Regions from separate parts of the Homo sapiens genome. Here regions 1 and 2 are each linked to region 3. The links are chromatin loops, found by intact Hi-C in ENCODE. Cell type or tissue: PC-9. All regions are shown on one strand. Each heading gives the region's core, and the rest is flanking DNA. Links, peaks and the distances in the headings are about the cores only.

The links. Peaks named below come from ENCODE experiments on the same cell type or tissue, not always from the same donor. Only the 100,000 strongest peaks of a DNase experiment are listed, where the experiment ranks them.
Region 1: a loop joins it to region 3, with 3 times the contacts of the local background. A loop is called at or near these places in 6 of 110 quality-filtered maps.
Region 2: a loop joins it to region 3, with 6 times the contacts of the local background. A loop is called at or near these places in 17 of 110 quality-filtered maps.

The regions. Positions count from the first base shown.
Region 1 is chr9:136,223,320-136,228,399 of GRCh38, reverse strand. QSOX2 (quiescin sulfhydryl oxidase 2) reads left to right here. Exons shown (of 12, transcript NM_181701.4): 2 at 1,526-1,626; 3 at 3,491-3,539; 4 at 4,288-4,393; 5 at 4,547-4,637. Among named protein-coding and RNA genes, the nearest start is that of QSOX2, 20 kb to the left of the region's middle. RefSeq lists enhancers at 1-275, 2,356-2,575, 2,706-2,785, 2,966-3,015. In PC-9, for the core only: CTCF peaks have their summits at 1,919 and 2,121 (motif pointing right); no DNase peak of the experiment used is centred there; H3K27ac peaks cover 822 bases.
Region 2 is chr9:135,965,073-135,970,152 of GRCh38, reverse strand. No RefSeq gene overlaps it. Among named protein-coding and RNA genes, the nearest start is that of UBAC1, 6.2 kb to the right of the region's middle. RefSeq lists an enhancer at 1,069-1,702. In PC-9, for the core only: CTCF peaks have their summits at 2,254 and 2,459 (motif pointing left); no DNase peak of the experiment used is centred there.
Region 3 is chr9:136,281,506-136,286,585 of GRCh38, reverse strand. It overlaps CCDC187 (coiled-coil domain containing 187), which reads left to right. Exons shown (of 26, transcript NM_001378188.1): 8 at 1-501; 9 at 980-1,073; 10 at 4,923-5,035. LOC124902308 (a long non-coding RNA gene) reads right to left here and starts at 3,343. Exons shown (of 2, transcript XR_007061862.1): 1 at 3,180-3,343. RefSeq lists a silencer at 2,746-2,805. In PC-9, for the core only: CTCF peaks have their summits at 2,475 and 2,675 (motif pointing right); a DNase peak (open chromatin) is centred at 2,695; H3K27me3 peaks cover 1,256 bases.

The DNA.
Region 1 (5,080 bases), core at 357-4,356, 58 kb after region 3:
AAACCATGACTTTGATACTGGTGACTGAAGCACGAGCCAGGCACTCCCCTTCCTCATGTGAGTCATTCCGCTGGGTTGCAGTGAGGGCAGGTCTCTCTTTACAGAATTGTCCCAGCTCATCATGAGCAAACGGTGAGAGATGACACGTCACCATTTCACTGCAGCCCTGGTGCATTAATGCATTTAGGTCGTGATCACTAAGGAGAGAGGCGTCGCTTGCCTCTGGGTGGAAGCATGTTCCACTACCTACAAAGTAATGTCACCAAACAAATCAGACAAGAATCTAGATCTGAGTGCCCTGTTACAGAAATGCCAGGAGTCCGGGATGTTGTCAGTCAAACCCAGAGAAGGAAAGTGCCAGGACCCACCAGCAGTAACCAACAAGCCTCGCTGGGATCTTGATTCAAACAAACTTTAAACGAACAAATAGGGACTTTTTTTTTTTCTTAAGGTGGAGCCTCCCCCTGTCGCCGGCTCACTGCAGCCTGTGCCTTCCGGGCTCAAGCGGTCCTCCCACCTCAGCCTCTCCAGTAGCTGGGACCGCAGGTGTGCGCCACCAACGCCCAGCTAATTTTTTGTATTTTTTTTTTAGAGACAGGGTTTTACCATGTTGCCCAGGCTGGTCTCAAACTCCTGGGCTTAAACGATCTGCCCACCTCGGCCTCCCAAAGTGCTGGGATTCCAGGCATGAGCCACCATGCCCAGTGGAGAGCCTTCATCTTTCAGAGGCAAAGCCTGGTGGGTTTTGTGTAGAAATGACGTGCTGAGATTTGTTGTGGGACAGTTCTGAAAGTGGGTGGAGACTTTGGCAAAACAGGATTCACCTTGAGCTGATAATTATTGATCCAAGAGGTAGAATGTGTGGGATTTGTTACATTTTTATCTCTATTTTATTTGCATGTTAGAAATTTTCCATAGCAAAAACTTTAGAGATAGGAACAAAAAAATTTATGGTTCCTTTTAGCCTCCCCAAAATGGCATAGGTGTTCCAGGGTTTGCGGGCAGTGTCTGGGATGGTGTTGGAAACCACTTCACATGTGTCTGTGCACGCATCCTTGCCTTGAAAGACCCTGCTCAGATGCTGCCAGTACTCGCTGGAGTGAGAACACGGGAATGTTTTTGCCAAACAGCCTGGACCGTATCTGATTAATCTGCACGTACTTGCTTGCTGTCCTGACTTAAGTGCCGGCCGCTGACAGCCGCGTCTGTTACCAGCGCTTTCATCCATCAGGGTGTCATTTAATTAGGGGCCCACAGCCTTGTCCCTGCTCCGTGATGTGCAGGTTCAGCACAAATCCGCTTGTTCTGTGACTATCTGTGGTAGGAGAGGCATCGTGCTGTTGGTGGAGTTCTCTCTCCTAGCTCCACATAGACGCTCTGTGTGATGAGGGCCTAACTGATGACCTAGAGGGGGCAGGTGGGCTGGTCTCGCAGGTGGCCGCAGCCTGGAGTGGGGACTGCTGGGTCCTGGGCTTCCCGGGAGTCCAGTGCTCACCACACTGAAGGTCATGCTCCTGCTTTTCAGACTGGGCCAGTGCCATTCGCGTCGCAGCTCTGGACTGCATGGAAGAGAAGAACCAGGCCGTGTGCCATGACTACGACATCCACTTCTACCCCACCTTCCGGGTGAGTATCACGCGGCTGCTTGTCCGTTGAAATTCACCTTCTACCCCACCTTCCAGGTGAGCATCACGCGGCTGCTTGTCTGTTGAAATTCGCCACATCATAGTGCCTGTGTTTTCGGCTTCTCTGGCTCTCTCCTTGGAACTTCGTAGGAATTGTAGGAGCTGATGTTTGGTGGGGGCAGCTCTTGTTCCACCCTGTTGTGCTGTGGAAGTGTCTGTGGGACTGTCCACGCTCACACAGACCCGGTCACATGGAGGGGATGCGTGAAAAGACCCCCTGCAGCCTGCACGGCCAGGGGGCGCAAGGAGACCAGGACTGCGAGGGCTGGCACCCCAGCCTGAAGCCACGCGTGTGGTCCGTGTACCATGGGGCTCTCACACATGCACACTCATGCACACACACACGCACACACAGGCACAGGGCCTCTGCCTTCCCCAGCCAAAGTCAGCCCTGCAGACAAGGCTGTGCCCATTGCTCCCACTAGGGGGCGGAGGTACCTGTGACCCTGTTGCAGGCCCGTGCATAGCATGTGTGTACCTGCGGGTGCCACTGCCTCCTGCGTGCCTTGACATGGACATCTCCAGAAACGTGGGCGCCTTGGGCCCACTTCCTGGGAAGCTTTGTCAATTTGAGTAAAACTCCGTCCTTGTCAGCCCTGGTGCCTTGCTGTGTGGTGTGGTGTCATGTCATGGTGGCTTCGCTTGTATTTTGGGGGCTGTTGTTTTCACTGTGCTGGCAGCACCTGTGGTCCTGCCCTAACAGGTGCCACGCTGGGCGGCACCGGTGTCAGCCCTGCCCCAGGGCCTCTCGGGGCCTGTGTCGCACACTTGCTTGCCTGCCTCTGCGTGTGATTACGTCAGCATGGCTTCCTGTTGTATTTTGATTTTGCTTCAGACACAGTTCACACTGTGCTGTATGTAAACTTTCGGGCCCTCTTTCTGTTACTTAATGGGACATTGCCCAGATCCACTACGATGCTCATTGGATGGGATTGTCCAGTGACGTCACTCTGAGAACCAGAGCCCCCCGTTGCCAGGTGTGTGGGCTCTTCCAGGCTTTGGTGGCTTTGAACGGCGCTGCTGTGCGCCTTCCCGGGCAAGGGGAGAGCTGAGGCTGGGAGAGAAGCCACTGGGCCGCGAACCGGGTCTGTGCACAACAGACCTGCAGGGCCAGCAGTGTCAGGCAGTTTTGTGCTCGCCCAGGGACCAGTGCAGCAGGAAGCACTGGCGGCTTCGTTTGCATTTCCCTGGCGGCTGCAGTGCCAGCACATCTGGCTTTGTGGGCCGTGGGTGTCATGGGTGAAGTGTCTTCCTGTCATCTGCACGTTTCCCTCTTAGCTGGCCAGTGCTTTTCTTACCGACCTCATCTCCGCCATCATGTAACCTTGTCTCGTCGCTGTCTCTAACGTACCCTTTGATGAAGAAAGTTTTTAATGTTAACATAAGAACCTAATCATCCACTCAGAGATACTGCGTGGTGTCTCCTCCTCCTGCACATCCTCCGTGTTGTCACAGCTAACGCTACAGCTAACCATTAAGACATAGGCTCACTACCAAGTCCCAGAGAGCGGTGTCTTTTATGATTCCAGCCCAGTTGAACTGTCTTGCTTCTAGCCCTGTTGGGTCAGAAAATGTAAATGATGGGAATGCTGATTGGAGCTAACCTTAGCCCCCTCGTAAATCTGACAGGAAACATTAATATGCACAAAGACAAGGAGAAGCGTGTGGTTTGTCATTAATTTATGAAAACTTTCCGAAGGAAATTGAGTAAAGCTCCCTCTAAGGTGACGGGCGTTTTGTTGCTTAAACACATGCAGATGCCCATGGAAGGCTGCCTCTTACTTGTTCTGTGTTTTTCCTCTTAGTATTTTAAAGCATTTACAAAGGAGTTTACAACTGGAGAAAATTTTAAAGGTAAGGACATAAGCATTGTATTTTAGTCCCTGAGATTCCCCTCATAAACCTGCTAAAGACACACGGTCCCAGAGCCTGGGGAGCTCCCAGCCTGGGTCAGCACCTTTCCCTCTGCTGACCTTCCTGCCTGCTTTCCCTTAAGAGTTCAGATATTAATAGTTTCAAAGAGAAATTTTAATTTTGTGCTTTGCCTTGCTTGGCAAATATTGTAGTAAAAACTTTTTCAGAGTAAATTTTTTATTGTAAAAATATTTGGAGATGTGCACAGATCACATGTACCCACCCGATGAATTTTTACAAATGATCCCACCCAGCCGAGCATCGCCCAGAGTGTGATCAGACCCCGCAGGCCACACCCTGGGGGGCTCTGCCTGTGAGGGACCCGGTGGAGCTGCCTGGCCTGCTCCTCGCCGCGCCCTGGGGGGGCTCTGCCTGTGAGTGACCCAGTGGAGCCGCCTGGCCTGCTCCTCGCAGTGCCGTGTCTTGCCATCTGCCTCTGTTGCCTGTCCCTGTGGCCCACCCATGCTTGTGTCATTGCTGTGTGGTCTCCAGTTGTGTGAATCCAGCGCTGTCTGTACCACGCCTGTGGGTGGCATTGGGCACACCCATTGGGATTGCACATGTTGCTGCCACCTGCACCCTGCTGTCTTTGGGCCCCAGGCTGGGACGGGGCTGCTGTCCCTGGGTGTATGCCTGCCCCACGAGGACAGCCGCACACACAGCTCTGACCCTGGTGTGCTTCCGGCAGGACCTGACCGAGAGCTGCGAACAGTCAGACAGACGATGATTGACTTCCTGCAGAACCACACGGAAGGAAGCCGGCCCCCTGCCTGCCCGCGCCTAGACCCCATTCAGTGAGTAGCTCCATGAAGAAGGCGGCCGTTAGACTCGTGTTGAACTGTGCAAGAAACGTAATAGGTTTCTATTAAGTGATGTGGCCACTGGGATGTGGTGGCCAACTCGCTGCTGTTGACGGCACTAAAAGCCTCTTTTTTTCCTCTTGAAAGGCCCAGTGATGTTCTTTCCCTTCTTGACAACCGTGGCAGCCATTACGTGGCTATTGTCTTTGAAAGCAACAGCTCCTACCTTGGACGGGAGGTACGGCCTCTGCGTGGGCTCCAGGTGTCACACGTGGTGTGATTGGGGTTGGCGGTGGATCTGTGATGAGATTTGCAGGTGCCGGTCACTGTGTCGGCATCTCGTGTCCTGTCTGTGGCTTTAGGTCTTGTTCATTATCAGAAGCTTAGTTAATGTTACTCAGCAAAGTCACTGGTGTCTGGAGAAGACTGTTAGGATGAATGAGCTTGGCGGTGGGAGGGGTTCAGAAGGTGGCCTAACCCTAGGTTTGAAACTAAGAGGGGGCTTTGCAGAAGATCTCATTTTTATGACACGCCCAGCTCACCTTGAGGTCATTCTGTATTTTGTATGCATTATTACTAAGATTTTTTTCGTTGCCGTATTCTGAACTCTCAACATTTTTGCCAAATCCAAGATTCTGTAAAACGTCGTTTCTATCGTCATACTTTGATTTCACACGTACA
Region 2 (5,080 bases), core at 335-4,334, 320 kb after region 3:
GGCCTGGTCCTTGGTCTCTCTAGATCTGAGGCAGCAGAGAGGGTGAAGAAACACCAGCCCTGGCACTGGGTGAGTGTGGGGTCCAATCCTGGTTTGCAATGCCATTGTACAGATGAGGACATCAAGGCCCAGAGAAGTTAAGTGATTGCCCAAGATCACACAGCAGGCAAACAGCAGTGTCAGGATTTGAACTTGGCATCTGTCTGACTCCATGGCTGTGCTTCCCAACCTCAGTTACCTATGGCAAAACTGCTGTGGCCCAATGAACAGAGTGGCTGCAAAGACATAGGAACTGGAGGGGGACCAGCTTATAAACCGTTAAGTGCCAAGCGGAGGGCCACCCATTAACTGCTATTTCCATGGGCTGACTGCAGTTGGGAACTGGTGCAGGGCGACCTGGCATCCCCCGTCCCCCACATGGCAGGGACTAGCCCCGTTGTGTCATTGAGTTCCTGGGTCCCGGCTGGCCAGAGTGGTCACCGCCATTTCATTATTTAGGGGCTGGAAAATTACTATTCATGACAGCAAACTTAAAAATGAAATAATAAGTCCGTCCTTTTAAAGAGCAAATTGTGATGCTAGAATATTCATGAGCTGTGACTTCATGGGAAATGGCAGCAGCAGGGAGATTATCATTTGGTTAAGTCAGCAGCCAAGGAATTTAGGGAAATGCACTTGTCAGTCTGAGGAAATGGGTGATTAATACTTTCCTGTTTGCGGGGCCCCTTAACGGGCGCATTTTTAATGTAATAATTAATTAACCTTGGGATCACTCACATTTCACAAGCTCCCAATGCCTTGGCTCCTGGAGGGTGGGGGTGTAGCCACCTTCCTGCCCCCTGGCCCCCGATCCCATTCCCATTCTGCATGCCGGGACACTTGGAACTGACCCCCCTCTGAGGTCACGAGGCCTGAGACCTTGGCTGAGAGGCTGAGGCCAAAGCTCATGGGAGACTTGTGTGGTGAAGATGGGTTTGGCCTGCCCTGGGCAAGGACAGGGTGGGACTGTTGAGGCCGGGCAGGGTGACGAGGACATGCCCTGTCCTAGCGAATGCCTATAACCTCTTCGTGGGTGCAGTGAGTTGAGTAGGGGACCCCAAAACTCATGTCTACCTGTAGCCTCCAAATGTGGCTTTATTTGGAAGCAGACTCTTTGCAAATATCATTAGTTAAGAATCTCAAGATGAGATCATCCTGGATTTAGAGTGGACCCTGAATTCAACGACTGGTATCTGTATAAGAAGAGAAGAGGACACAGAGAAGAGGCCACGTAGGACAGAGGCAGGGATTGGAGTGATGCAACCACAGGCCAGGGAGTGCCATGAAAGCTGGGACAGACCCCCCCTTCGGAGCCTTGAAAGCAGCCAAGCCAGCCAGGGCCTTGGCTTAGGGTTTTTGGCCTCCAGACAGGGGAGGATGCGTTTCTATTGTTTTAAGAACCCTGGTTTGCAGGGCCTTGTTCCAGCAGCCCCAGGACCCTCCTACAGCGGCTGTCCCTTTCCGGGGCTGCTGGAGAGTAACGGAGGGAGGCCTTGTGGGCAGGGTGGGGGACCATGTTCCGAGAACCCTGGAGTCCCCAGGGACTGACTGTGTGGGGCCTGATGCTGCTTTTTCAGTGAGCAGGACCAGTGACTAGATGCTCATCCACTCCTCTCTCTGCACCTGAGCGTCTCCTGCTGCAGGGGGTTGAACCAGAGCTGTGCTTTTCAAGCTGGGTTTCCCAGCACACCCATAGGGGCCTGGGAGTCAGAATGCCTCGGTGCCGCCCTCCAACCTCCTCCCTCCTGCTGCCTAGAGAACTCTTAGTCATCCTTTACGGCCCATTTCCAGTGCCCCTCTCTGGAGGTGCTGGCCTGAGCTATCAGGGTCCTTAGAGCTCCAGGCATCCCCCACCCCTGTAGGCCAGCTCCTGCTCCCAGCCCAGGCTCTCGCATGGCCCCCTGCAGGGTTTGTGGATCAGAAGCAGCAATCTCAGGCCCCGAGGCCCTGAGTCATTCACACACACAGGCACACATGCACCCATATATACATGCACAGCAACATGCACACCCCCCCACATAAACATGCACACATATGCATACATGGCACACACACATGCATGCAGACATATGCATGCACACACACAGCACATATGCACAGTGCACACATGCACACAACACGCCCACACACAGGTGCACACCCCCCCGCACACATGAACATGCACACATATGCATACATGGCACACATGCACACGCACACATATACACACACGGACACATGCACGCATACACATGGCACATATACACAGTGCACACATATGCACACATGCACACAACACGCCCACACACAGGCGCGCGCGCGCGCGCACACACACACACACACACACACACGCCTGCACACTCACCCCCACCACCTCGCCCCTCCAGGCAGGCTGACAGCTCAACTGCACCCTCTAGTGGCTGGCTTGAGGCACCACGGCCAGGCTGCTGCTTGTTGAGTTTCGGGTTGGGTCCAGGCCACCTGGGGGTGCAGTGGATGAGAGCGGCACACCCCACCTCAGTCACACTTGGAGCCCCCTTTGCCAGGAGACCCTGCTTGGCCTGCCCAGCCAGGCGCTGACACCATACGGGGGCTGGGGGCTCTGGCCACATCTGCCCAGGGAGCTAAGTCGAGGCAGGGGTCGGGGAGACCGTGGGCAGGATGGCCTTGTCCTTAGCTGCCACCACCCAGGGCAGCTGGGGCTCCTCCAGGGAACTCTCAGGGCCATGGCAAGAGCCAGGGCAGGCTGGGGTGGCCTCACTCCAGGCCTCGGGCCAGGACTGGCTCTGCCCCTGCAGATGCAGGGAATCTGTCACCTGGGCCTTCGCTGATTCCCTGCAGGGCCTTGGGCAGCTACGCCCAGACCAAACGAGGCAGGGGGAACTGGCAGGCAGCTCCAGGACAACGCACCTGGCCTGCCCCTTCCTGAGAGCTGCAGGGAGTTCCGAGGGCTGACGCCACCGCCGCGGAGCCTGCTCCTGTAGCTGTGGTTGGGGCTGGGGTAGGGTGCCCGGCGTGGCTGTGGTTGGGACTGGGGTAGGGTGCCCGGCGTGGCTGTGGTTGGGACTGGGGTAGGGTGCCCGGCGTGGCTGTGGTTGGGACTGGGGTAGGGTGCCCGGCGTGGCTGTGGTTGGGGCTGGGGTAGGGTGCCCGGTGTGGCTGTGGTTGGGGCTGGGGTAGGGTGCCTGGCGTGGCTGTGGTGGTGGGCTCTCCTGGAGGCCCCTCTGCAGCATGGTCTTGGGGCCCAGCCTGGTCCTCCTGGCCACAGGAGGTTCTGAGAGCGCCCCAGAAACCCCTCCGTGAATTCCTTTTCTGCCTGAACTGGTCAGAGCTGGGGTCTGTTGCTGCAACGAAGAGGCCCCCGAAGCGGCCCCTCCCCCACCCTAGGAGCACGGGGCTCATTCTCCAGCAGACCGGAAGCCTTGTCTATCTTCTTCCTGCTGCACCCCCGGGCCTAAAGCAGCACCCAGTGCACAGTAGGCACTAAACACACAATGGACCAATGCACCAAGGGGGGCCCGCCTGGTGGGTTCCCTGGAAGCAGAAGCTGAGATGGAGTTTGGGGTGCACTGGGGACCACACCTGCTGGATCAGCCCAGGGAGGCAGCGTCGGGCAGAGGGAGAAGCTGAACCTTCATGCAGGCCTTGGCCAGCCGGGGGGCAGGGGGCAGGTGGCGGGGGGCTCAGGGGAGGGCTCCCTGCCGGGAGACCCTCTGAAATGGCTGGGTCTTGCCACCCCACTCAGCTCTGCCATGCAGGGAGGGGTGTGACCTCAAAGGTGGCCTCCGAGGCTGAGGCTGAGGCTGAGGCTGAGGCTGAGGGATGGGGGCAGCAGGTCCTCTTTCAGAGGGGGCTCTGGGTCGTGTCTCCATGTCCACACCAAAGCCTAACCCTCCTAGAAAGATAAACGGAGGGTCAGAAAGAAAAGAACCGGCCAGGCACAGTGGCTCATGCCTGTAATCCCAGCACTTTGGGAGGCCAAGGCGGGCGGATCACCTGAGGTCAGGAGTTCGAGACCAACCTGGCCAACATGGCGAAAACCCGTCTCTGCTAAAAATACAAAAACTAGTAGGGTGTGGGGGCAGCGCCTGTCATCGTAGCTACTCAGGAGGCCTAGACGTGAGAATCACTTGAACCCAGGAGGCAGAGTTTGTAATGAGCTGAGATCGCGCCACTGCACTCCAGCCTTGGTGACAGAGCAAAACTCTGTCAAAAAAAAAAAAAAAAAAAGACAGAAAGAAAAGAACCTGCCCAGGCCTCTTGACTGGGAAGAGACAGTGTGGATGCCAGACTGGGCCATTTGACTCTGGGATCTTCCCTTCATGCTGGCCCCTCACCCCAGGGAGTCCCAGAGAGTGGGGCCTGGGAGGCCTCAGGACAGCCTGGCCACTGGAGAGGGACTCCCCCCAGACCTCTCTGGCATTGCTGTTCCTCTCCTACGTTCAGGGGCTGGGGGGAGGTACTGCCAGCTGACCTCAGCCTGGGGCAGAGCTGCCACCAACAGGGAGGTGGCTTCCAGCAACTTCCAGGCTCCTTGCTGACACACTTGGTGTGCCGAGTAGTGTCCCAGAGGAGGTGCAGCCAGGGCGGGCTTCCTGGAGGAGGAGGCCCTGAGCCTGAGGAATGGGCTAGGTTGGCACAGGCTTCGAGGTAGGGAGAGAAGCAGGAGTGCTGGTATGGCCGGGAGCAACCCAGGGGTGAGGGAGGGAGGGGCTTCACTGAGGCTCAGGATGCAGGGTGAGGGGCCAGGCCAGGCCAGGCCAGCCTGAGTGCTTTGGCTGCACGAGACACAAGAAGCCACTTCTGACACAGACAATGAGGGAGGAGGAGCATAAGCCCTTGTCCAAAAAGGACAGCATCAGAACGGCAGAGGCCGATGACTCCAGCAGGGTGGGAACTACCTGCCACTAAGGAGCCCCTGCTGGGCTCCCGCTGTACCCGGGGGTTGGGCCCGAAGCCTCTCTGGTGGCTGGTTGGTGGCCCTGATAAACACACATCTGTGTCCCAACCCTGGAACTGTAGTGGGAACTCATTTGGGGAGAAGGGTTTTTGCAGATGTAAT
Region 3 (5,080 bases), core at 689-4,688:
CCTCTCTGGGATCCCTGGAGCTCCAGGACCTGACCACCCGCTACCTACCCCGGGGGATGTGCATCTACCTGGACCCAAAGGAGGCTGAGCACCTGGGCACTTCCAGCTCCCTGCACCTCCGGCATAAGCAGGCGCAGCTGCAGGCGCTAGAGACCACAGCCAAAGTCCTCAAGCAGCGGGTCGATAGCCTCACCGCCAAGCTGCAGGGTGCCGAAGCGCTGGACACCGTCAGGGACCCAGCTGTGGGCCTGCTGCGCTCGTGCCCCCACAGCCTACCTGCCGCCCCCACGCTCGCCACCCCCACGCTTGCCACCCCAGCCTGCCCTGGAGCCTTGGGGCCCAACTGGGGCAGAGGGGCACCTGGGGAGTGGGTGAGCATGCAGCCCCAGCCCCTTCTGCCCCCGACCTACTTCCTGGACGGCGAGACACTGTCGTGGGGCCCCAGCTGGGAGCAACAGCAGAGTGTGAGCCCGAGGGCCCACTGCGAGAGCAAGCCCCGAGGTAGGCCGGCACCCGGGACACGGTGACCGCTGGGTGGCCAGGGGGTCCTGTGGGCTGGGAGGAATGGGGACCCCATTTTCTCTCTGAGCCTTGGTTTCCTTTCTGGAAAGGGGGCTAGGAGGACAACAGTCCAGGGGGTCTGAGCAGCATAGTGTACGTGGGCTTTCCCACGTGGCATGTGGTGTGTGTGGGCTCATCCTTGTGGGATGTGTGAGCTCTCCTGTGTGGCACATGGCACCCGCAGCAGCTATTGCTCCTGTCTTGTTCTCTGGCCAGAAGGGTGAGGCCGCTCCAGTGGCTCCTTCCCTGCTGCCTCCCTGCCCTTCCTCCAGCAGAGAGGCCTGAGGGCCAGGGAGGCTGCCACACCCCCACCCCTGTCAGGTGTGTCTCAGGCTCCTCTCCTGCTGTGATGGCTTGGGTCCCCCGTCCCGTGCTCCCGGCTGACCAGGGAGTGAAGCCAGGTGCCCTCTTCTCCAAGGTTTTCCAGAGGAGGGACACGTGGACGTGAAACCAGACAAAAGGCTGCAGAGAGGCGTGGCCCCCTTCCAGGCCCTCAGCCCCTCTGCGGGGAGGTAAGACCACCTGCCCACCTGCCCACCTGCCCACCTGCCCACCTGCCCGCCTGCCCACCTGCCCACCTGCCCACCTGCCCACCTGCCCGCCCACGCTCACGGGCTGCCTCTCACTTCACCCCCATGTGTCCCCGTCATGCTGGTCCAGAGGCTGCGGCCAGGGACCCGGAGCAGGTGGTGCTGGCTCGGACGCTGGCCGGGGCAGGGAAGCCCCGCGTCAGACACTCCCCCCACGAATGCCCCCTGAACTGGCTGCGGGCCTCGGGGACGCCACTGGTGCAGCTCCCTCTTGCCTGCTGCTCCAGACTGAGTGCAGGGACAGTGACTCGGGTGGTCCTTGCCATCCGGGCCCGGCGACCCCACCTGAGCTCTCAGGGCTGCCTGTCCATGGAGCCTCACACACCTGGCTCCCATCCCCAGCACGGGCTGCAGCCTCCTCTGGGGCCATGTCACACAGGTACATCTGAAGCCCCTTCCCGGGGACACTGTGCCTGTCCCGCGCCCCCAGGCCCCTCTCAGCCCAACTCCCTCCCCCTGGGGGAGCATCTGCCCTACCCCAGCGCCTGCAGCCCCAGTGAGCCCCAGGCTGAAGCGGAGCCCAGCAGGCTTGGTCCATGGGGGCTTTGCAGGTGGAAACTGAGTTAGATGCTCGTGACAGAGGTTGCAGTGCACGAGGCGGCCGCTCCCTCCCGAGCACCTAAGCCTCAGCAGCAGCTGTGGCCTTGAGTCCCTCCTGGGGATTTGTGAACACGTTTGGATCTCCTCTCCTGAAAAAACCCCCTCCACACCTGCCCCCCACCAAAAATCTTCCTCCGAGCCCACCACCTGCCCAGCCGGCCTCTCGCTCTTGCTGGTGTGGGCCGGGATCCCTGTCCAGGGCCTCCTGGCCAGCAGTGCCCTCCTGGTCCCCGCGGCTCCCTGCACACCGCATACTGCCAGGCGTTCTTGGGCCACTCCCGGCCACTCTCACCCCTCTGTCCTTGACGGAAGCACCCTGGATGAGGGACCCCGGCCTGACCTGAGCAGCTGCTTCCCAGGCAGCCCCGGAACCCGGGCTCGAAAACTCAGCACCACGGGCGGGGCAAGCAGGAGGCCAGGCCGGCGGCGGTCTCTCGGGAAAGCTCTGTGCACCCTCAATGCGTGGCCAGGTCCACCAGGGACACCTAGACGTGGGCTCCCCAGACATCAGGGCCTGGGTCATGCCACCCACCTCCACCAAGCTGTCTTCTGCTGGGTGGCCGAGGGCATGAGGGCAGACACCACGTGTAGCCCTAGGGTGGCAGTGGGCACTGCAGCAGAGGGGCTGTTGCCCAGAGTCCACATGTGGGGGAAGGAGGCGCCCTCTCCCGAAGCCCAGCCTTCCCTCCTTTCCCTGCCCCTCCCCTCCCCTCTCCTCCTGCTGGGACATTTCCTGGCCCGAGGTCTCCCCTGCCCATCCTTCCTAGGAAACCCCACCAGCTTCCTCTCCTGAAGCCCCCTTTGCCCTCAGGGGATGGCGGGCTTGGTGCCTGCGCCAGGGCCTTTGGGTTGTGCCCCATCTCACTCCCAACCCCACCTGCTGCCCAGGCCCAGTCCGGCCCATGGAACTGAGCCATTGTGACCAGAAGAGGGCAGCATCGGGCCAGACCTCGCCTCTGTCGCCTGCAATGCCCAGGACGACTTCTGCCCAGCCCTTGAGAAGGGGTGGGAGGCAGAGGCGGAGGCAGTGAGAATTTTTGAAAAGGTTAATTTCAGTGCCCCGGGCTCCCGGGGGACCAGCTAGATCTGTCCCCAGGGCCAGACCCAGGCTGAGGTCTCAGCGTTCCTGGCACAGCCTGGGTGCAGCCAGAGGGGCAGAGGTGCGGCCAGGGCTCCCTGTGGCAATGGCACCCAGACATTCCCATCAGGGCTGGGCACTGGACTGTGCCCTCCACCCCCACAGCCCTGCCGAGGCGGCAGAGAGACAGCAGGAGGCGGAATCATATTCATGAACCGTGGCCCGGAGGGACCCGGGCTGGTGGAGAGCAGGGATTAGGGAGAGGCTCAGAGGCTCGCTGGGCCCTGCCAAGGCTTCCGCCGCTGCTCGGGCAGCCAGGAAAGGGGCCTGGCCTGTCCGTTGCCACTCACCACTTGAGGGGCTGGAGCTTCAGGGCTGGCGCACACAGCCTCTGCTGGTTCCACCTGCTGCCATCTGGTGCGTTTCCCACGCTGAGCCTCTCGGGTGCCCCAGATCCCGGCCGCCTCTCAGACTGGTTTCTTTTTTGTTTTGTTTTGTTTTTATTTTTGAGATGGAGTCTTGCTCTGTCGCCGAGGCTGGAGTGCAATGGCTTGATCTCAGCTTGCTGCAACCTCCGCCTCCCAAGTTCAAGCGATTCTCCCGCCTCAGCCTCCCCAGCAGCTGGGATTACAGGCACCCGCCACCACGCCCAGCTAATTTTTGTATTTTTAGTAGAGACGGGGTTTCACCATATTGGCCAGGCTGGTCTCGAACTCCTGACCTTGTGATCTGCCCACCTCAGCCTCCCAAAGTGCTGGGATTACAGGCGTGAGCCACTGTGCCCGGCCTCAGACTGATTTCTGAGTTGGGGTGAGTCTGTCCCCTCTGTCCCATGGGAGCCCAGCACTCAGTGGTGGAGGCACTGGGGCTTCTAGCCACCCAGCCCGGGTTCCAGAACACTTCTCCAGGCCTGTGCTCCCAGGTGCCATGCAGCCCCTCACGGCCTGGGCACACGTCCAGCTCCCCTGCAGCACCAGGAATGCGGGCGGGGGTTGGGAGGTGGGTCACCACCATGACCAGACCCTGCACAGCTCCTGCCCACAGCAGGTGTGAGACAAACACCTGTGGGCCCTGCGGGCTGCTGAGGGAGGGCGTGTCTACCCCCTGCCTAACAACCCCTGGGCCACAGGTGTGGGCAGCATCTTCAGCCACTCCAGTGGGTTCTGGGTCACTGTGTACCAGGAAGCACAGATGGGGGCCCTGATAAGAAATGCGAAGTGAGGTGAGCCGTGCTCACAGATGCAGGCTCAGCACATGCCCCGCCCACATGCCCCGGATGCAGGCTCAGCACATGCTCCGCCCACAAACCCGTCTCTCTGTGCACCCCAAAGACCCCTCATCCCAGTAGCACTGCCTCCCCGTGCCTGGTAGCTCTCCCTCACCACTTGGCCACCTCTGGGAGAAAGGTCAGTGGCCACACCTGGCTCCTGGCTCTGTCAGCCTTGCGTGCTGGCCAGCTTGAGTGGGGGCAGGTGTGTGGGTCCAGTTGTACCTGCCTCCATGGTCACAGCCCGGGTGCTCCCCAGATAGGTTGCCCTGCAGTCTCCAGTGCCAGCCTTGAGCAGTGGGGTGAGGGTCACAGCTGATGCGTGACCCCGTTCCGCTCTGGGCCTGGTGGGCAGTGCCCTTAGTAGATGGTAGAGATGGTCCCGATGACCACGCTGGCTGGGAAGACTCTGATCTTGGCCCTGGGGACCAACGGTGGCCACGGAAGCTGACCGTGCACACCCCTGTTCCCCCTGGGGTCCGAGTGCAGAGCTCCGAGCAGCCAGGCTTGGCGCCAACGCTTCCCAGATGTGGGCTGGTGGCTTCACCTCAGCCCACGCCACCACGCTGGGACGCATGCTCAGGCCCCACCCACTCACCCCTGCCTCCCGCTCACCCCTGCCTCCTGGCTCCCAGGCCTCAGGCCCTTCCCCCGCCAGGCTTTTGGCCCTTGGGTCCCACCCTGGGCACACTGTTGGGGGTCTGAGAGCTGCTCCAGGCCACGGGAGCCCAGGTTCCTGCTCAATGAGGGGCTGTCCCCCGGATCTCCCTGCCTCCTGTCTCCTCCACGGGCCTGGCCCTGCCACACGTGTGCCTGTGTCTTCCAGCTCATATGCGGGCCCAGCCACGCTGCACCCTATCTGGGGCTCCCTGGGACTGGAGGAGACGCCGTCGGTCGGAGGGGCAGATTCTGTGGCGCCCTGCACCCCCCGGAGCTGCGGTAAGGGCGACCCTGCGGACAGGCCCTGGGCTGGCTGGTCGGGTG